2 separate regions of the Mus musculus genome follow, and region 2 is linked to region 1. The links are chromatin loops, found by intact Hi-C in ENCODE. Cell type or tissue: left cerebral cortex. All regions are shown on one strand. Each heading gives the region's core, and the rest is flanking DNA. Links, peaks and the distances in the headings are about the cores only.

What was found. Hi-C counts contacts between places; a loop is a spot of excess contacts. Peaks named below come from ENCODE experiments on the same cell type or tissue, not always from the same donor. Only the 100,000 strongest peaks of a DNase experiment are listed, where the experiment ranks them.
Region 2: a loop joins it to region 1, with 2.4 times the contacts of the local background. A loop is called at or near these places in 2 of 42 quality-filtered maps.

The regions. Positions count from the first base shown.
Region 1 is chr1:132,535,684-132,546,139 of GRCm38, reverse strand. It overlaps Cntn2 (contactin 2), which reads left to right and starts at 3,200. Exons shown (of 23, transcript NM_177129.5): 1 at 3,200-3,417. In left cerebral cortex, for the core only: no CTCF peak of the experiment used is centred there; DNase peaks (open chromatin) are centred at 4,020, 4,783, 5,308, 8,188 and 1 more place; H3K4me3 peaks cover 2,671 bases; H3K27ac peaks cover 4,481 bases.
Region 2 is chr1:132,588,292-132,598,747 of GRCm38, reverse strand. It overlaps Nfasc (neurofascin), which reads left to right. Exons shown (of 30, transcript NM_182716.4): 22 at 2,100-2,222; 23 at 3,091-3,264; 24 at 5,383-5,397; 25 at 10,438-10,456. Among named protein-coding and RNA genes, the nearest start is that of Gm51646, 46 kb to the right of the region's middle. In left cerebral cortex, for the core only: CTCF peaks have their summits at 2,416 (motif pointing right), 3,906 (motif pointing right) and 6,658; DNase peaks (open chromatin) are centred at 6,469, 6,666, 6,962, 7,245 and 1 more place; H3K27ac peaks cover 1,145 bases.

The DNA.
Region 1 (10,456 bases), core at 980-8,979:
ACAAAGATTAGAAGTACTTTGAAGATAAACCATTCTCTGGCCCTGCCATTCTACGCAGCCATGCATGGCCTCCTGGGAGCTCCAGAAAAGCGTGTAGCATCTAAAACCAGAGGCAGCTATGCTGTTGGTTTAGAGAAGCCAAGAGAAAAGATGGGGGGGGGGGGGAACAGTGCTGGTAAGGAAAGAGAATACAAAGTTGCCAGTGCCAAGAGGCCATAGCAAGGTCTTAATCTTCTGCCTTGTCCCTGGGTCTGGACCCTTGTGGGCTGATGGAGTTCCTCTAGACTCAGGTGCTATTGATCCAGTAGGGCTAACACAGAGAAGGGCAGATGGCCTTGGGAGGATTGGATGGTCCTCAGGATGCCTCCTGAGCCTCCTCCCCAGGGGACACCAAATGCTTACAGTCCAAACAGTGGCCCATTTGATTAGCCACTTGGCTATCTTCAGCTAGCCTTTTCTAACCCCATTTGGGAGTCTGTGGAGACACAGCTTGGAGACTGAGTGCTCTGGACATCTCAGAATTTGATTGATTCTCCATGTTAAAAAGGGTTGTCCCTGATGGTCAACCACCCTGAGAATTTCAGGCTCTGACAGGTACCCCAATTGGAAAATGACCCTGCCCTCTATTTTGGACCCCTTTTACCATCAAAAGCAGACAACTGGCATCCTCAGCAGAGAGTTAAGCCAGGAACTGGAGGTCAGCCACTCTGCTGCTTTAGCTGCATATGGCCAGCATCACAGGTGAAATGAGGAAGAAGAGGAGGGGGAGGGAGAGGAGGAGGAGGAAGAGGAGGAAGGCTGGGCAGTGGTGGCTCACACCTTTAATCCCAGCACTTGGGAGACAGAGGCAGGCAGATTTCTGAGTTCAAGGCCAGCCTGGTCTACAGAGTGAGTTCCAGGACAGCCAGGGCTACACAGAGAAACCCTGTCTTGAAAAAAAACAAAAACAAAAACAAAAAACCCCAAACAAACAAAAAACAAAGAAGGGGAGGAGGAGGAGGAAGAGGGGAAGAGGGAGAAGAAGAAGGGGAAGAGAAGAAAGGAGAGGAGGAGGGGAAAGAGAAGGAGGAAAGGAAGGAGGAAGAAGAAAAAGGGGGAGAGAGGAGGGAGGAGGAGGAAGAGAGGAGGGAACCAGAGGGGAGAAGGGGAGGAGGAGGGGGAAGAACAGGAGACTAACACCTCCTAGAGTATATTGGGTAATGCTCTTAGCACAGCCCTTGGCCTTGTGGAGACAGGCAATACTTCTGCTATTACCAAACTAATAGAATTCATGACAAAGACCTGCCTGGATCCTCACATACCTACCTCAGGCATTCTCCCAGAATGAGAGCATGCCAGAGGCTGGCACTGAAGATCCCTGGTGCCCACTCCTGCAACTCATCTGGACCAGGCTCAGCTGATCACTCAGCACAAGTTTGGACTTGTCTTTCTAAACTGAGATCCTGGCTTAATAAATATTTCTACTATGCTGGTCAGGATCCACCTGCAGTGGGGCAAGTTGGCTGGAAGGGGATCTGAGAGAGCCTTTGAGAACAAATTTGCTGACACTAATAACACCCCTGGCCCAGACCTGATCCCCACCACAAGGGCAGCAGTTGTCCTAAAATAGAGTCAACAAAGACAGCGGTCTCCGTCTAAAACAATTCTGCAAACAGTTTCCAGACCATGGTTCATCAGCTCACTGCAGCAGGCACATCACTGTTTGGCAAGGACCTGCCTCCTACTGTCTTCTGCTGGAAACACCTTGCAGAGCCTCTAAGTGGATGGAGCACGTCTCACTTGGGCGATGTTAGCTGTGTAATGTAACTCAGGACCTTGAGAACAGCAAACTTGTCACAGACAGACAGACAGACAGACAGGACCATGATATCGGGGATAGGCCACCCTGGAGGAGGTGGATATGACTGTCTAGTCACAAATTTAATTAAAAATTACCTGAGAAACATCTTAGTAGAGTTTAGGCATCTCTGTATCAGAACAAAGACGTTGTGCTTTGGAGGTGTGCCCGCCCTTGCGGGGCACTGAGAGAAGAGAGGCAGAAGTCTCTGAAGCATTAGGATCCTCATTCTTCCCCAGGCCCACAGCCACTGGCCAGTCAGCAAGACAGGAGCCGCGTTCCTATTTGACAGGTATCACGTTTGAAACTCAGAGGCTGGCCAGCTTTGCCAGCTGTTGCAGCATCTGGGCCACTAGCCAGTTTGGCCCTGGACAGCAGGCAACCCAAGTGGGGTGAAAAGACAGTGACAGCCTGTCAGGGCTGACTGGTGCTGCAGATGGTGGGTCCCTCTGCCTGCAGACTTCAGTCTTCCCGAGCATGTCACCACACGACAGGTGCAGGGCAGGAGGGGTACACTCCTACCCAGGGTGAACCCCTGGAATCTCAGAGCTAGCAGAGGCCTCAGCCATCTTTAACCATTGCAGGTTACCAGTGTGGCTCAAAGGAGGCAGGGGACTTAGCCAAACACACACATCCTATCAATAGCAAAGACTCCAGACCCACCAGCTTTTCATGAAGTCTCACCTTTTGCTGTCTAAAAGAGGGCTGGATCTAGGGGTACCCGTGTACAAAGGTGTCCAAACTCAATTGTATAGTTAATATATTTTGCACATTACGATGTATTTTGTGGTCTCATTTTCATAAATTAATTCTCACAACCCAAGTGAAAATATAAACCTAGAGGTGGGTATTCAAATTTGTTAAGAATGGGTTAAGAATCTGAGACTTTTGCTATTTTTAATGTCTTTTACAGTTTAACCATTTTGACAGCAACAACGACAAAATTCCATGTTACTTCTGGGCAAATACAAGGAAAAGGAACGTGATGGGCGAGGGGACCGGGATAATGGAGGCTGAGCCCTTCTTCACAGCTGCCCCGCACAGCAAATTGGAGGCTTGCTGTGGATCCCATTCTCTAACAAGGGACTAGGTAAGGAGAGAAGCGAGACGCCGGGTGCCCTTGTGTCTCCAGAATTTCAGAAGCAAGAGACACTTTTTTGTGCCTTCTCAGAGCGCCCCTCTGCAGCTTTGGGCTGGGCACGGAGCTGGCCAAGCTTGATGGAAGACGGCAGCGCTCTGGCTCACTCCCTGGTCCTTAAATGACAGCAAATGAGGTAAAGCCAGGAGGGTGGGGACGGCGGGGTGGGAGGGGGCAGAGGAAGCCATCTCCGGCCGAGCGTTGGCTGAGGAGCCGAGCCAGCCAGTGAGCGGAGCCTGCGAGAGGGAGGAGCGCATCCTGATGCAGAGATGCTGCAGTGGCTCGGGGCGCGCACACACATACGCACCCTCGCCCGCTGCCGCCACGCCAGGACAGCCAGTGGCTAAGGCCGGCGGGGCCAAGCAGCCCCGAGGCTGGCGGCAGGGTCTGCTCACCAGGCAACCGCAGCACTGCCCCAGCCAACACCCTTCCCGCACTCTAGGTAGGTGCCTATCATTTTTGTCTGTTCCAGTTCAGAGGTTTCCCTGGGTGCTGTTTCAAGAGGGGCTCCCGGCTCAGCCCTTATAAATGTCTTCCTTGAAACTTGGGAGGGGACAGGGACAGGCAGCAGGCTGGGTCCCAATTGATCTCTCATCCCAGCCCCATAGTAGCGACCCCGCAGGCTCTTACCCGTCCTGTCTAGGTGGGTGGCATTCTGCAAGGCCTGATTTACTGGTCCAGGAAGCTGGCCCCTGGGAGGGTCCAGAAATCTGAGCAGGCAGTGGTAACTACCTGCCAAAAGGGTAGGGGCTCCAAGACCTGCCCTGGACCCCAGCCAGTGCCCAGCAGCTCTGTAGGGCCAGGCTCTACCCTGTCCCTGGAACTCCCTAGATGAACCTGAACCTGAGTTTCCAAATGCTGAGTTCATGTGGGGGGCTGCTTTTGCCGGGTGACCTCCTTGTGAAGTCTTGGTTCTGCTGGACTAGGAAGGCTATTGAAGAGAGGCGAGAACAGAACACAAGTTTGGGTAAAGGCTGTCCAGAAGCTGGAACTTGGGAGAGAAACTGAGGCAAGTCACATCCCTCCAAGGGTGAGGCTGGAATGTAGCCTGCAGTTCCTTTTCCCCTCCTCCCTCCTCAACCTTGTCTTCTCAGATCCCTCCCCCTCAGCCTCCCTGGTGGGAGGGAAGGATTTGCTCAAAGTTTGGCTTTCCAGGGGATTCTAGAGAGAGGGGGTAACCCCTCTGCCTAGCCCCATAGCTTATGTAATGGGCTACAGGAGGAAACAGCCCCAGCCAGGGAGTGTCTGTCACCACCTCCAAGACTGGCTGCAGCACTGGGGGGGCAAGAGGCTAAGGTGAAGCCATGCCTAGAGACTAGTGTCTTGGGCTGCACAGGCAGCCTGGACGGTGAAGCTCTGCCCCCAACCCTACCCCATCCCCACCCCATCCCCACCCCTGGGAGGTAGGGGGAGTTGAGCTTCCTTCCGGTCTTCAGGGTAAAGACGCCAAAGTTGTTAGTACATTTGTAACTAGTGTGACCAGCACAGAGTGGTTCTGCATGCAGTGACCTCAGTCCTGTACAAGGGTGGGTTTGAACCCTTCTGCCTAGGAGACAGGAGAGGGAACTGTCCGCATAGCCTGGTCCTGAGCAGCTGGGCAGCTATTTCGGGCACTCCCCCAAACCCCTATTCAGATGCCCCGTCATCCACTTAGCTTCTGAGATGATCTAACACTTGTCCCAGGTCCTGCTCAAAGGGACCAGCTACACTACTAAATGACACGGGCAGCCAAGAGTGGACCACCTGTGGGAGGGGCAAGTGTGACTGAGGCTCCAGGGGCGGGGCCGGGAAATGGTCCGGTGGTTGAAACAGGTGTCATGTTTCAGGGCTGCCTCCGAGTCAGGAGCGTTCAGCTCCTCCCAGGGGCCCCAGCGGCAACCTCTAGGCTCTGGCAGAACCACTCAGTGCTTCTTGCACAAGGTCAAAGTCCTTCCTACTGTCTTGTGGGAATCTTTGCTAATTTAGAGGCAGTCCGGGGATGAAGCAAACAGATAGGAGGGGCTTCTGAAGTGATAGCATCAAAGACACTCAAGGTCCCACTTGCCTCCTTCAGAAGCCACTGCCCTTGTCGGGAAGAAGTGAGGGGTTTAAAGAGAAGGGCTACTGACGGGACTGGTTTCTCCCCTTCCCCAATCTCCACCAGGCCAAATCATCCTTTGCACCTGCCATCCCAGAGCATGTACTCTTCAGATTCCAGCCCTGAGGTCACCCTCAGACTGTCCCCAGTGGCCTTCGCTGGGCACCTCCACTTCCTGACACCGCTTAAGTGGAGGCATGTGTATTAGCTCTGAGTCCCCATGATCCACTAGACAGCTGTATGTACTGCGCTGGACTGACTCCAGATCAGTCCTAGGAAGTGTATAAGCTGCAGGAAACACCCGAACCAGCCTCTATGCTGACACTATCAGCCACGCATTTGTGAGGGCTTGAGGAGTACAAGGTCTTTCTGGCAATAAGTGTCTCAAGCCAGATGACGGATGAGAAGACTTCAGAGCCAATCTCCAAGCATGGATATGGTGGTATTTGTGTTCTTGGAGAGACTCAGAGTGGAACGAGAGCATCAGGGAAGAAGTGGTTTATCCACACAAAGGGAAGAATCAGAGCGAAGACTATGCCACTGGGGTATAAGGAACTTACATTAGACAATAGAGGACACTTCTGGGCAGGAAGCCGAGCCATAGGACAACCTCCTGTCACATAACTGTAAAGATGGCCGCAGATCTGGGGTCAGTGTTGGGTCTAGGCTTGAGACAGTCATGCCAGAGGCAGGAGTTAGGCTGGGATGCAGGCACATTTCTTCCAGCCTCAGGCCATCCTCTTTCAGATGGTAAATGATGACATCCTTGTCATCTTCCCACATGCTGGCATTTCTGGTTCTCCCAGGGGGACCACTGCCTCTCATCTAGACCAAAATTCCAGGACTATTGCTAACTTGGAACACCCACAGGGGTGACTTCACCTTCCTGGAAGAGTTGAACCTTTCTGTGGTTGAATGAGTCCTTGCTACAAAAGGAGTCCATGTCTCTCTGTCTACTAAGCAAGGCGCAATCAAAAGCAAAGCTTCACCTTAAACCTGAGTATCATCCATTCCGGGACATGCTAGAATATACCTTAGTGTCTGTACCAACCGCATGGACCCCTTCTGACCTGTAGAAGTCAACCCCTGCCCTGCTCAGGGCACCCATCCTGATTTAAAACCATAGTCTCCTCCTGAGGGACCCTGTGTTATCTCAATGTCTGTCAATCCCCTTTGAAGTTTCCACCTGAACAGGCGTTTGCTCTCCACTGGTCTGCAGAAAAGCACCTGGGAGCTGGGGTCATGGGCTGGGAATAAGAAGGAGTCTCTTCTCAGTAGACAGGACAGGCATGCAAAGATGGTCCCGCTGATGCCCGAGATCCTCCCCTTCCTGCTTTGGTCCTTCGGAAACCAGTTGAAGCAATTGTTCATGCTCCTCCAGTTTTACAAAGGAGCTTTCCGAGGACTACAGGTAGAGTGAAGTAGAAGGCGCTTGTCTGGAATATGCGAGGTTCTGGGTTAAATCCTCACCACGGGGTGGGGGGGGGGATGTGGGGTTTGAGGTCTGTCTTCTAAGGTTTTTGCTTGCTACCCCAAATTACACATAGAGAAGGATTGGAGGGGTGGAGGGACTGACCGTGTGGGGTGACTGGACCCCAGTCTCACGCTTCTTTCCAGGAAGACCTATGTTCCCCACACTCTGGCCTTTTAACTCTGAGGAGTCTCTTTACTGTAGACTCCAGGCTGCAGACCAAGAGCCAGACTCCCCAAGTCAGTGTTGAAGGTTCAGACAGACTCCTGAGCCTGGGAATCGCAGTCTCCCCATGAGACCTAACAGCACCGATGCCTCAGGAGTCGGCTGAAAGACAAAGAGCCGTGCCTGCTGAGGAGATGGTCTGAGGACTGCCAGCCTCTCTCACTTGGCTCTGTGGCCCCCTATCTCACCCATATCCTCCCTCCCCCCCCCCCCCGCCCCTTGCAAACACTTCTTTACTTCAGGCCCTCTCCCATCCCCCATCCAGTGGTGCCTGGCCTGGCCCACCGGGCACCCGGCATCCTCCACACCTCTGCTTAGAGCCCCATCCTCCAAGCAGACTATAGTAACTGAGAGCCTCCTGGGCTTTGATGGCCCTGCCAGATAGATCCTCCGCTTAGGATCCAGAACCGGATCCTAAGCGGAGAACAGGCATTGAGCTCAGTCTCCCTCTGTCCCTGGCAGGAGTTGAGTGCATGAGAGAAAAACCACTGAGAGAGTCATGGGCACACCCAGGCCACATTCCCTAAATGTGTGGTGTTGGGTACAAGTCTGTCAGTGGAATATCTTCCTGCCATAGTCTAGAGTTTGCCTCATTACATTGCATCTGTGGAATGTGAGGAAAAGGTCTAAGTGGCAGGTGTCTCTGCCGTTAGCACGGAATGTCAACACACCTGACTCACAAAAGTGCAGTGTGTATCCTGGGGGGTGAGGTGGGGTTGGGGGGAGCTTGGTTATAAGGTTTAGTCTTTCCCAAGCATCAGCAGTGGCCCAATTACCGCTCTGACCTCACAAGAGTCCCTTGAGGTGACCCTCTTTGTCCCCATTTTACAGAAGACTAAGGTACAAGAGATTAGTACTGAAGGCAGTAACTCAGAGTATAACAACTAGGGATCCCAGGTCTCATTGGCTCAATAACCTGCCCTGTAAAACTCGAGACATGCTACATGCCGAGGCTGAGGTGAGCATCCAAGAGGCTCCTGAAACATTTTAAAGGTTGACCGTAGATCTCTCTGTGTCTTATACCATGCTCCAAGCGCGCTTCCGACTATAGTGTATGTAATACTACCACACCCTTTAATTCTCTGCTCTGCTTGACTGATGAAGGGAAGAGCTGGGGCGAGAGGGAACTGGACATCCCAGGAGGCAGCAACAGACCTGCTGGACTAGGTACATTTTTAAAACTGGCTCCAGAGAGATCCTCAGCCTGGAAACTCTGTCATGTGCTGGAGTCTACCTCATAGTCTGCTGTTTCCAAGCTGTCCTTCCTTCCTCTCACCCTTTGTTTCCTGGACTAGGAACTTTAACCAGAACCCCTGAACCTCCTATCCTCCCATGTGCTAGTACCTCACAGAACCAGCCCCTTGATGGTGAGAGTCTGTGCCCGACTGTGCCAGCCTGTGCCTGCACCCCTGTACCAGGGCAGCTGGCCTGGGCAAGACTTGGCTAGCTCAGAGATAGCTGGGCCAATCTGGGCCTGGCATAACTCCACTCCGGCCTCACTCTGACACAAAGGCCCTCTCCATCCTGGGCCTTCTAGGACATGTCATAGAGCAGATGGTGCGGGAAGATGACTGATCTTTGAACCTGAAAGCACATCTAGTGGCTGCTCTTAGCCATCCAGTGAGTGCCATAAAGGCGGGGGGCGGGGGGGGGGTCCTCAGTTACTGCCTCCCCTGTGCTCAGCACAATGCCTGGCCCATTGTTACTGAACACTGTGATGGGATTAGATGTGGTAGCACATTCCTATGATCCCAGTGTTTGAGAGTTGGCTACAGAAGGATTATGGGTTGAAGGTACGTGTGTGTGGAGAGAGAGAGAGAGAGAGAGAGAGAGAGAGAGATGAACTCACACACACATATACACACATGCACCCACACATACACACATATATACTCACACACACATACTCATACACACACACACACACATGCATTCACACACACATACATGCAATCGCACACAAATGCACTCACACACACATATGCACACAGGCACACACACACATGCATTTACATACATGCATTTTCACATATACACACTCATACACATGCACTCACACACACACACACATGCACGCTCACAAATGCATGCACTCATGGTACTGGAAATGAATGCAAGGCATAGTAGAGTCTGGCTGCCTCACCTTCATGGAAGCAGAAAGCTCCAACCTTTACTATATATATATATATATATATATATATTTAGAAAAAAGAAAAATATATGTATATACATACTATATATAGGTTGTAAGCCACTATGTGGTTGAACTCAGGACCTCTGGAAGAACAACCAGTGCTCTTATCTACTGAGCCATCTCTCCAGCCTTACTCCAGGCTTATATGTGGGCTTTCCTAGTTTACCCAGGATGATGGGGCTCAGCATATCTCTTCACACTGGCTGATATACAGTTCATCCCAGGAGAAACTGCATATCTTCCTGACCCCACACACATCTCCTCCAAAGCCTCCTCTAAGGTCTTGGTCCTTAGAGGGTACTCAGGGTATTTAGGCCAGGCTGGTGGATGATAAAAATCCTAGATTAAAGTTTAAAGTATGCAGTGGGATTGGATTCTCTCTAATCTACAGACATCACCAGAAAGACAACATGAAATCTTGACCACTACATGGCAAAGGTGAGAGCACTGTGACTTCACCTCTGCCTTGCTCTGCTGTGTTCAGGATAAATGCCCTCTGCCCAAGCTCCTCCCAGCCTAGCCATTGTGTTGGAACTGGAGCTCCAGCCCTGGCCAGCTGGCAAAAGGCAAGAGAGCAAATGAGGAGTGGCTTCTCCATGCCCAGAGACAAGTTCACGATTCCCCAGACCCAGGGACGATTTCCAAGTTCCTCAACCAGGGAGCCTCCTGGGAAAGTCAAGAACAGGAAGTGGAAACTAGAGGAGATGGAGGCAGAAGGGACATCTAGAACCATCCTCTGCCTCCCTCTCCACAGGAGACTGATACAGGTCCAGAGGGCTCGGAGGCAACACAGCCGCTCCGAGGCAACTCGGATAACCAGCACAGGTGTAGCCACAGAACCACTCTGTAATGCTCACCTAGTTCCCATTCTGCTGATGGGGAAATTGAGGCTCCATCAGGGAGGATAACTTATTTAAACCCACGGAGCTGTACAGAGATGAGGTCGGGGAGCCAGAGAGAAACCTCAGAGGTTAGGAATATGCCCTGCTCTTTCCTTTCGAGGGCCTGCGCTAGTGTGTGCCCAGTGTGGAGCTCCAGGGCGTTCAACACCCTCTTCCAGCACGTGTGAGCACCTGCATTCACACACAAGTACACATAATTAAAAATAAAGTCAAGGCGGGTGGTGGTGGCGCACGCCTTTAATCCCAGCACTTAGGAGGCAGAGGCAGGCGGATTTCTAAGTTCGAGGCCAGCCTGGTCTACAGAGTGAGTTCCAGGACAGCCAGGGTTACACAGAGAAACCCTGTCTCGAAAATCCAAAAAAAAAAAAAGGTCAATCTTTATAAAAAAAAAAAAAAAAAGAAAAGAAAAGAAAAACAGAGATGAAGGCAGTACTACCAACTCTTGCCTACTGGTTTTGGTTTTGCAAGCCTTGGGTATGTGGGCTCCAAACTGAGCCAGCACCTCCCTGTGCTGTGGACAATGCCCCCATATTTGGGCAGCAGCCAGAAGTACACTTGTGAGATTTCCTATGACTAGATGCCCTGCTGACCCGGAGACCTTGGTGTGCTTGT
Region 2 (10,456 bases), core at 833-8,832, 53 kb before region 1:
CTGACCTAGCTCCTCCCCAACAGTTAACTTTTAACCCTTAACCTGCTGGCCTGGAGATTTTTCTTACTGAAGTACTTATCAGTCTCCATAAGTGTGGATTTCCTCACCACTTTGCCCGTGACACTGCTGTGACACGTTATCCCGTGGCTTCCTACCACTGCTAATAAGACCTTCACTATATCCTTCACCTCTGCCACCTCCAAGGCCACCCTTCCCATCCGAGCTCCGCTCCCTGCAGCCCTGTATCCCTACTGACTTGGACACGTGTCTGCCATCGGAACGATCTTCAACGGTATGTGAAGAAATGGCTTGGCTTCCGAGAGTTAAATCAACCATTGCTCATATACTCTGACTGTCTGGGACAACCTGCTCCTTGTGTGCCCACCTTCTGTCTCCCTAAACAGTACTAATCCAACTGAAAGCAAAATGGCCTTTGAGCACCAGGCACAAAGCTTTCTGCGCCAGGACCCCTGGTTCACATTTATGGTTCTGGCATGGACTCTCCTTGTGCAACCTGTTACCCAGCTGGGACATATTCTCCAAAGATGTGGTGGCGTGGCTCCAAAAACGGGTGAAAATTTTAACTGTGTTTCATGTTCAGCGTTACTCTATTCGTGATCAGGATCCTAAGGCTGTCCTGCCATCCTCTATGGGGAGGATGAGGTCATCTGAGACAGAGCAGCCTATAGCAAGCAAAGGGAGGACCAGTCACTACCACCACTAACCACTAACCTGGCCCTGCTGCCTCGCCACTCACCAACCTGCCTCTGTCTCAAAGGCTTACTACTGGAGGGAAAGCAGTTTGCTGAAGAACCTGTGGGTGTCTCAGAAGAGACAGCAGGCCAGCTTCCCTGGTGACCGTCCCCGGGGCGTGGTGGCCCGCCTGTTCCCCTACAGTAACTACAAGCTGGAGATGGTGGTGGTCAATGGGAGAGGTGACGGGCCTCGAAGTGAAACCAAGGAATTCACCACCCCAGAAGGAGGTAGGTCTGACCCGCAGTTCTTCAATGTGGGTTTAGACAAGGGTAGTGCCACCAGTGAGCCTGGGGCAGCTCCAGCATGGACAGCTAGGGTGACCTCGGCAAGCGAATGACCGTCACCAAAGTGACCCACCCTCCTGGAAACTTGCTTATCAAGAGATCTGTGCAGTGAGCGCATGGCATTCCAGACCCAGGCCATGAGACTGAAGCCAGCACCTCCTCTGAGGAGAAGCCACGAGTGCGTCTGGCCACTTCAATGTCCTGCTTACCAGCACCCAAGATCTACACGAGCCTCCCCCACAGCATCAAGAGACACTCCTGGGAAGTTGGCCTATGTGTATAGAGTACTACCAAGTGTCACCCCCACCCTCCTGAGGGTTTAGGTTTGATCTAACCCTGGGGTCCAGACATCTAGAAAGTTCTATTATCACCTTGGTTCCCCTTCAGCTCTTTTATCCACTCGGCATGAGCTATGGCTTCTCTGTTTCTCCTCCCTCCTTCCTTAACTGTTTCCTATTTTTCTTCTTTTCCTCCTCTCGCTTATCCCTTGCTCTCCTCTTGTCTTCTTTATCCCTGTCTCTCCCTCCTTCCTCAGTTTGGTTCCTATCATTAGTCTCTCCTCATCACTTCCCCACCCCTTTCCAGGTGCTCTGTCCTGAGTCTCTATCTCCTCCCCGACAGAGCTTGTATTCCCAGCTCAGAAGCTGGGGCCTGCTGCTGCAGCCAGTGGTGAGAGCCCTTGGCTGGGGACTGGGAACTGCACCCTTGCCACAAGACAGCTATGATTGGTTCCCTGCCTGGGAGTGGCTCTCTGGTTTGGAGGTATATTTGCAGGATTGAAGCCACCTATTTGTGTCAACTCCAGGGTAGCTGCTAAAAGGAAACTCACTTGACTTCTTCCTCCAATTCAGCAGCAGTAGCAGAGCCCACTTGGCTTTATACCAGGTGAAAGTGGTTGCCAGGCAGGCAGCAGGCTCTGCCCTTAAGGAGCTAGGTCCAGGTTCGACAGTAGTCCTGCACAGCGATACCTAAGGTCATGCCTTCATGCCTGTACTTTGTTTTCTGTGTTCTCCTCATCCTCCCTGCCCTCACCTCCTGGCTCCTTCCTCCTTCCCCAAGTACCCAGTGCCCCCAGGCGGTTCAGAGTCCGACAGCCCAACCTGGAGACCATCAACCTGGAGTGGGACCACCCAGAGCACCCCAACGGAATCCTGATTGGATACATCCTCAGATACGTGCCCTGTATGTTCTGCTTCCCTGCTTTCTCTGAATCCGATACAATCACAGACCATTTCTCACTAGTTTCTTGAGGAGTGGAGATCAGAAGCCTATGGGCGCAGAGGGCATTCCGTAGGAAATGTGAACGCTAAGGGAGAGCTCTCCATAACTAAGGGAGCAAGCAGAACCCAGTCCCTGCTCTTCTTATACAGCCCCGCCTGTAGGAGGCAGTAATCCCAGCCCTCTGGAAGCTGGTAGTCTTCAGCACCTACAAGGCTATGCAGAAGAGTTCCTCTCCCATTAGCCCTTCTATGTGATGGGCAAATGGTGTGTGCGCAGGCATCTGAGGATGCTCAGGAGTCTCCATAGGAACAGGGATGCCATCACACTTCAACAATGTTAAGACGTCCAGTGTAGACAGTGCTGCCCCTCTCTGGGAAGCCCAAAGGGCCAGGGACCTGTTACTGACACTTTAGCAGTGTGTCTTCCATGCTGTTCTGAATTGATCTCTGGATCTGACCTTTACCCTCCTGTATTGAAGAAAGTGTGGTCTTTTACAAAAGAGGCAGTAGCAATCAAGGCCCTGGGGGATTTCCCCGGTTCTATTTGGACAGAAGAGAAGAATTCCAAAGATTTGACCTTGACCGGGGGCTTGGGAAGTGCAAGCTGAGCTTTTAGAATTGGCCACGAGACTTTCAGGAGGCTAGAGACGCTGGGCTCAGTGACAAATGTGAACCCTGAGGAACACTGGAAGTTCCTCAGTACTTATAGTGGGAGGTCCCGATGCCCGCCTTTAAATCAGGTCTTGAGTATTGCTGGGCAGGGGCCACATTCCTCTTCCAGAAACTCCGAAAGCTGTCCTATCAAACCTCCCACTTGTCTCTCTCCCCAGTTAATGGAACCAAACTGGGAAAGCAGATGGTGGAAAACTTCTCTCCCAATCAGACCAAGTTCTCTGTGCAGAGAGCAGACCCAGTGTCGCGTTACCGCTTCTCCCTCAGTGCCAGGACACAGGTGGGCTCTGGAGAAGCAGCCACAGAGGAGTCCCCAGCACCTCCAAATGAAGGTAGGTCCACGGTGGCAGTCCTTGGAGTAAAAGGCCCTAACTAATCTAGACACCTAGAGAAACACACCAGAAGCTGGGTTTGGCCTTCCCGGCTAGAAAGGAAGTGAGGCCACAGAACCTCAGGCCCACTGCAGGAGACAGCCTGACTTGGGTACTGAGAGATATCAGTAGTGTATCGGGAAAGATCATCACTCTTAGATGTACAGGCGGACTGGTCCTCCACTTTGCCCTGACTTACTCAGCTACTTATCAACTATCTGTCCTTGCAGGGGAATAAGGAAGGACATGTGAGACGACAGGCAATCAGGGGGACATGAGAAATAACCATCCTGATGAACTCCAAAGAGTCAAACTGCTCATCTACTGAGAGTCCTCCCTGAGGACTCTGGGAACATCCTGTCTTTTGCCAAGGGCATAGAGAGCCAAGGAGATAGGGCAAAGTGCTTGCCTGGATCAAAAGCAGAGCAGGAAATAATATGTTCTCCCTTTACAACATGAATAAGATGAGGTGTCTGGTTGCAGAGAGGTGGGAGCTGGGAACAACTCTTGCCAAGCCAGCTTCACAAACAGCAAGTGAACTCAGTCAAGGCCAGTTCTAACCTCTAAGATCCCAAGCCAGAGCTGTGCCTGACCTGAGTGTACAGTAGAGGGCGCTCTCGGCTCATTTGCATGCATTGCTGGTTTCAGTGTAACCTCCCAAAAAATTGGACCCTAAAAGCCTCAATACTGGCAGCGCCTTATAAATGGTGAGCACTCTCTACCTCTCCAGAGAGACAATAGTCTATGCAACAGTAATTTTTTTGAGGACCCACCCTCATGTACCAAGCCAGGCACTGCACCAGTAGCAAGGGAGATAAAGATAGTAAGAAGTTCACAATGTCTAGAGACGTCCTCAATAATGGTTCTTTGTCTTTCTGCCTGAATGAAGGTGTTGCCAAGGGCAGGAAGTTTGGGGAGATTCAATATGTAAGGGGAGACCAAAAGGGCGATGTGAATAAGTATTCCTGGGACTGTCATATGATCGTGACTAGTGCCTGTCTCCCATGAGGTCCTGTGGTCTCCTCCTGATCCAGATGTGCTCTTCTGAGCATTCTCATCTGTGTCCCAGGAGAGCGCTGTGCTTCCTAAGGGGACGGCCAGGCCCTGCTGCTTCAGCACAGTATTCTTGTACAGCTGCAGCAGCAGTTGGGAAAGGACTGTCAGCCCCCTGTGTCCCTCTCTGGTCTCCTAGATAAGGAGTAGTCACACAACAAACTCCCGATCCTGGTGTCCTCTTCCAACCCCTGGACATTCAGGAAGTTGGTTAGGGCTGCTACCAGAGACTGACAGACTAGGGTACACTCTCTCTGTACTTCTAGAGATGTCCAGAAAGCCTCTCTTCCCGCCTCAGGGCAGCAGACAAAGCCACTTTGTCCAACCCCAGTGACCATGATGGGGGAATTCCTGCAACTCCAGAGAACAGAGATGGTTTTGGATTTGTGGAAATTGTTCAGAGATCTATTCTAGAGCTCTCAATCATATTTGTGTTCCTAATCTTATGAACTACAACTAATGGGGAAAACTGAGGCAGCAGAAAACCAGATCACATGCTTTCAGAGCCCCAGGGCCTTCAGCGCCATCATACTTTGAACATATGAGCCTGGGACGGTCCCTTGCCCTACTATCAAGCATCTTGCAGGGGATCTTGTTGCCTAGAATTGGCTGCTCCTGCACCACCTACATTTTTATCCTCAATTCCTGGCATCGTAGAGGATCACTTAGCCCAGCCAGGGTAGGACAAATCCTGGGGGGAAAAGCTGGAATATAACACTCTGCCTGAATTGTGCCTTGCAGACACCTCTTATATGGCAAGCCCTTGATTATGGATAGAAATGTGTTAGGTCTCTAAGCCCCAGGTGGAATAACGACAACCCGCCTAGCTCCGGTGGGGTAGAGCATGACGCCCTGAACACCACTTAGCATCCTCAGGGTTGCATCTAGCACCTGGCCATACCCCTGGAGTCAGGCTGGCGCCAGACCCTTTCTGTTCTCCTCTGTGGTCTCACCTATGCTGTTTTCTCTTCCCTCTCTCATCCTCTCTCCCTCTCTCTCTGGCCATCTTGGGTGCTGTGTCTGAAGCTACTCCAACTGCAGGTATTGTACCATCAACAGAGGTAATGGGCATGGCTCGGGGCAGTGCAAATGGAGCCCATGCTGGCCAGAGCCCAGCAAGAGGAAGTGGCGAGGGCTGAAAGCATGCTCCAGGTCACCCTTTCAGTGGAGAAGCCAAACTTGAAAGGAAGGTGTTTAGAGAGCATTGACTAGAGGATGTGAGCATGCTCTCTCCTTTCATATAATGCTTGTCCTTACGAAAGAGGCTGGCTCAGAAGTGGTCTCACATGTAGAACCCTCTGAAGCTGAGAGAAAACCTGTTGTGGCCACCTGAGCCTTGCTGGACCTGACATCTCTGATCATAGAGATGCTCTTAGAAGGTGTGCTATAGAGGGAACAGCTGGTTCCTGGCCCTGGTGACACCACAATCCCCCTGAAAGGGTGAACACACTGCATGCTGGCCTTTGCATGCTGCATGGGGGGACCCAGCGCCATTCCACCAGCTAGCGTATGTTCCATTCAGTGAGAATAAGCAAGCACGTCTCTGAGTGAGACCAGGGCTCCAGAGCCTGGAGCCTCAATGTGTGTCAGGGATTGATGGTCTTGACTCCAGGAACTCAGCTCCTCAGTATTTGGTATGGAGACAGACCCCCTCCTTTGGGGTCAGGAGCTGGCCAGGTGGGTCTGTGACAAAAGCCAACCTGCTAACAAGTTTCTCCTCCAGTCTTCATGCTGTTGGTTTGAGGGCCATCAAAGCTCTACCAAGGGCTGCCCTCAAGCCAGAGAAACTAGGCAAGGGCTGCCTGGGTTCCTTTCCTAGTCCTCTGAGCTTGGATTTTCCCACAAGTTAGGAGATGAGGGCATTCCAGGGTACACGAGAGCCTGCATAAAGAAACAAGTTTTGTTAAGACACACCTTTAGGTGAGAGAATCAAGAACCAGGCAGGAATCCGAGCTTGCTCTGTATTTCCTAGCTCACTTGGTTTGCTTCCTACCAACACCCGTTTATTTCCGCCCACTGCTTCCTACATTGATTCTGCTTCTGTTGCATACCCCCTTATGGTTTCATGTTTTGCCAGCCAGATCCGCCAGTATTAAGAAACTACCAGTCTTCCCTACCTCAGCCTCCTACCCAGTAACCAGGCCAGCCAGCTAGGCCAGTGCTTCCTCCCACCAGCCCTCTTCCAGGATGTGAGTCACAGAAGTTGTCCAAGGCCTGGGGACCACAGAGCAAACAATTCTTGCCATGCTAGAGGGAGGGTCACCCTGTCTTCCTGGCTCATGTGTGAGTCTCTTCCCCAGTGGAGACAACAGGTACTTGGGGTGAGTCCACTCAAAGCTCATTCATTGGTCAAGCATTTTTCCTGTCTCCTTCCTCATTGGGCACTCCAGACCCAGTGTAGAGGATCCAGCAGTAAGAAGTCTGCCGTGTTCAGAGGGCAGTCTGTGCAGCCCTCCTGTGAGCTGCAGTTGCAAGGAGACGTGTCATTCCAACTCCCCCTCCATGTCTTCCTTCCAATTTTAAACGATCTAAACTCAGCATGCTGTGCAGGATGGGCCCTGGGTCTTTGCTGTCAATCAAGTGTGTTTTCCAGGCACCAACTTCCACATGACACACGGGAAGGGCAGATTGTACTTTTGGGTAACTGAGACATGCCAGTTATATCAGATGTTGTCAGCTTTGCGTGCACAACACCTTCTGGGGCCAGTAGAGCTTGGGTCTATTCAAAGGGAGTGGTGTCCAGCCCTCCACCCTCTTCCTTCTCATCCTCACCAAACCTCGTCACTTCCCCCCAAATTGATCAGTTCTTCTATCGCCCGGCGAAAATAATCCCTCTCATCCACCTGTATCTTCAGTCTGCTAGGATTGCTACCCATCTGTCTAACAGTCTGTGACTTGGCTGGGGTAGTCTTCGTGCCATGTGGACGATCTTGGACCGAACATTCCATCTTGGAATGCCTGGAAGCTGTTCTTGTCTTTGACTCAGCTCAGAGCTGTGAAGGTTGGGTGGGTTGCTGATAGAAGAAGCTCTGTGGCGGGTTTAGGACAACGTGAAAATGAACAAGATGTGTCGTCTCTCCATCTCTACACGATACTCCCCCAAACGCTCAAGTCCTTAATTGTGTGTCTTTCTTGGGGACTAAGACAGTCTATAGGGTTAGCCTTCCCTATATTGGCAGACTCTCAGCTTCCAGATCTAGGCTTCCCTAAACCATCTTTGGTACTGGACATTCATGGCTCTCTCTAGGTTGCTGGCCAGCTGTTGATTGCCAATCAGTACCAGCCAGGGCTTTTCCCACACTCATAGTTCCTGTGTGGCTACAACTTCTAACCCAGGAATATATCTACCTAACCTGTGACCCCCTCTGTTAATGCCAGCCCCTCTTCAGGGCTCATCAGTCTTCCATCCTCTCCCTAACTCAGTCCCAGGTTGAAATGCTCTGACAGGCCTGAGCAATACATAGTTCCCTTGTGAAAAGCTCATGCCCTTCCTGCCTGCCCGTCAGACGCTTTGGCTGATTCTCTCTCCAGCTGTGGTGCCTTTCCTCTTGGCTTTGCCCTCCCTGTATCCTGTGGCCCTCCAGCCTGGGAATAACAGACATAGCAATGAGTGGGTCGAGGGCATGCTGATTCACCAGCTGTGGCCTCTGGAGGTCTACTCTTTACGGAACTTCACTGGGGGGCACACCTGGGGGCTTCCAGTAGCTCCCACCCTCTCTCCCCATTTCCCCTTCTCACTTATACTCTGAAGCTTGCCACAGCCCCAGGGGAAGAACCCAGGAACTATCACCACAGAGAATGCCTTCCTTTATACGTGGTAGGAGTGGCTGTCAGAGGAGGGGGATGTGGCTGGAAGCATCCACATGGTCGCTTCTCGCCCTTATCTTCAAGCTGCTGAACAAAGTTCAAAACCTAGTCCAACCTCTCATCATATCTGTCCCAAGGGCACTTGCTGAAATGCCCTGGAAAGCATGTGATACAGAGGGACTAAGGGAGATGTGAGTATATGTCCCTGTATGTTAAAGGACCAGTGGTCATAGGAGACCATTGAGGAAAATGGACTTGGATTCATGGGCCCTGGAAAATGTACAGCCTCTGTACCTGAAGGAAAGGAACCCAGGTTCCCGGACTCTATGACAGGGCGGGGCAGTGACCTAAGTTATGAGGAGTATTTTCTCATGACACCATTTAAATAGTCAAAAAAAAAAAAAAAACCAGGACCTTGTGAACCTCTCATCTCCCAGAAAGTACTAGAAGATGCATTATTCATAAAGAACTAAGTGAGAACTGTCTTATCCAGAGGAACAAAACCTCTTCCTCTGTCTCACTTGTGGTTATGGTCATGGTGGATACAGACCCAGCCCCGAGACAACTGAGCTTCACCTCATAGTGTCTCTGCTTGTCTACTTAGTACTTTCATACTTATCTCTGCAGTGTCTACTTGTGAATTCATGCTTCCACGGGCATGCTAATGAGTAGGATAAGCCAAGAGCTTCATGCAGAGCGTTAAGAGCACTGAGCTGACTCTCTGGCCTAGGGCTTCCTTGGGTTTGAACCCTGGAAAAACAATGACAGGGAGGTTTCTCTCCTGCTCCCTGCCGTGCCCTACCAGATCCTCCTGGTACTTTCTTGATGCCTGAAGTCGACTGGGGTTTGGGGACTACACTGTTACTGACTTTGGACTTCCCTTGGATTCTCTGAGACATAATGGATGGTCATCTAGTCCCCACACTTAGGGCTCAGCAATAGCTCTGCTTTTATATGTAGGGATGCTTCAGGGACCTTGGAAATGCGCCCTTCTTCCCTATAGGACTTATAACCACAGAGGCCCATGGAAGTAAAATAAGTCACGTTCTGATTGAAACGTCTTAGACTCGGGAGGCTGATTCTCCTGGGGAAAGTCCTCTGGCTTCCATCCCTGGCCTTGCCCTCTTCTGTGAGGATGGGAGATGCAGGGGATATTATTTATCAGGGTCTTAGGAGATTTGAGGCAGAATAGCATGTCACTATGTCTCCAAAGATAGGGTTACTGTTTATGTCTTAGTCTCTGCCTACTGCTAACACCACCAGAGAAGGTAGACAGTGGTCAGATCATTAGCAGTGAAGCAGTAAGGGATACCGCTCTGCTCTCTCTCGTTTGCCTGGTCATCCTCATACTGTTAGTCCCAACAAAGACTGATCTGGAGAACAAGGAGAAGACCCTCACTAGCTTCCCTGTTCTGTTCAATAGAAGAACTCTATGAAAAGGTGGCCGAGTTTGTGGACTAGGCCCAGGGCCTCTTTAGATGGAGGTGGAGCAGGAGCAGTCAGCCCAGATAAGAGCCTGGCTGAGCCTCTCTGGAGATTTCCACAGAGAGGGAGCTGGCACTCAGCTCTTTCGTCCTGCAGTTTCCATGCCTTTCTGTGGCTGGGAGGCTAAGGTTGCCCATCACAGGCCACACTGTCATCCATTCTGGGTTTGAATATGAACAGGAAGGACTCAGGGTCTGTGGACAGAAAGGCAAGTTTATGTTGGGGATTGGGGAAGCCATCAGTAGGCAAAGAAGGGAGAGGTAGGGGAGGGGGACAGAAACCACAGAGACGATGGGGTGGGCGGAAAATTAAGAGTGAAGAACTGGGAGTGGTTGCCTGCTCCGAGTCCCTGGAGGACAGAGCCCAGACTCCTGCCCACCACTCCTCTGAGCTAAGGCTCCAGGGCTGGACCCGTCTGATATTTCTGAGACTTTGTAGGTGGTATGTGGCCCACAGTTTGTGCCATCCCCGGGGTTCAAATGGTTTAGTGTGTGTGTCCTTTGACCACTCTCCTGGTTCCTGGTTGAATGCATGCTGGGTGCTTAAAGCTACACAGACCATGAGAAGAAAATGAACCACACACCAGCTTCATTCTCTTCCTCACCCATGGCTGTATGTTGGTTGCTGAGGTCCTTCTGGACCAGTGCGGATGCTTGGGGGGGGGGGGGGGGCTTCTGACTTCTGAGCCCATCTCACCACTGGGCTGCCTGCCTTGCACGTGGGGGCCAGATGTACTAGCTGTGTGCTACCAGACCAACCAGACTCGGTTGTTTCACACTTCCCTCTTAGCTCCTCCCACGTTGCCCCC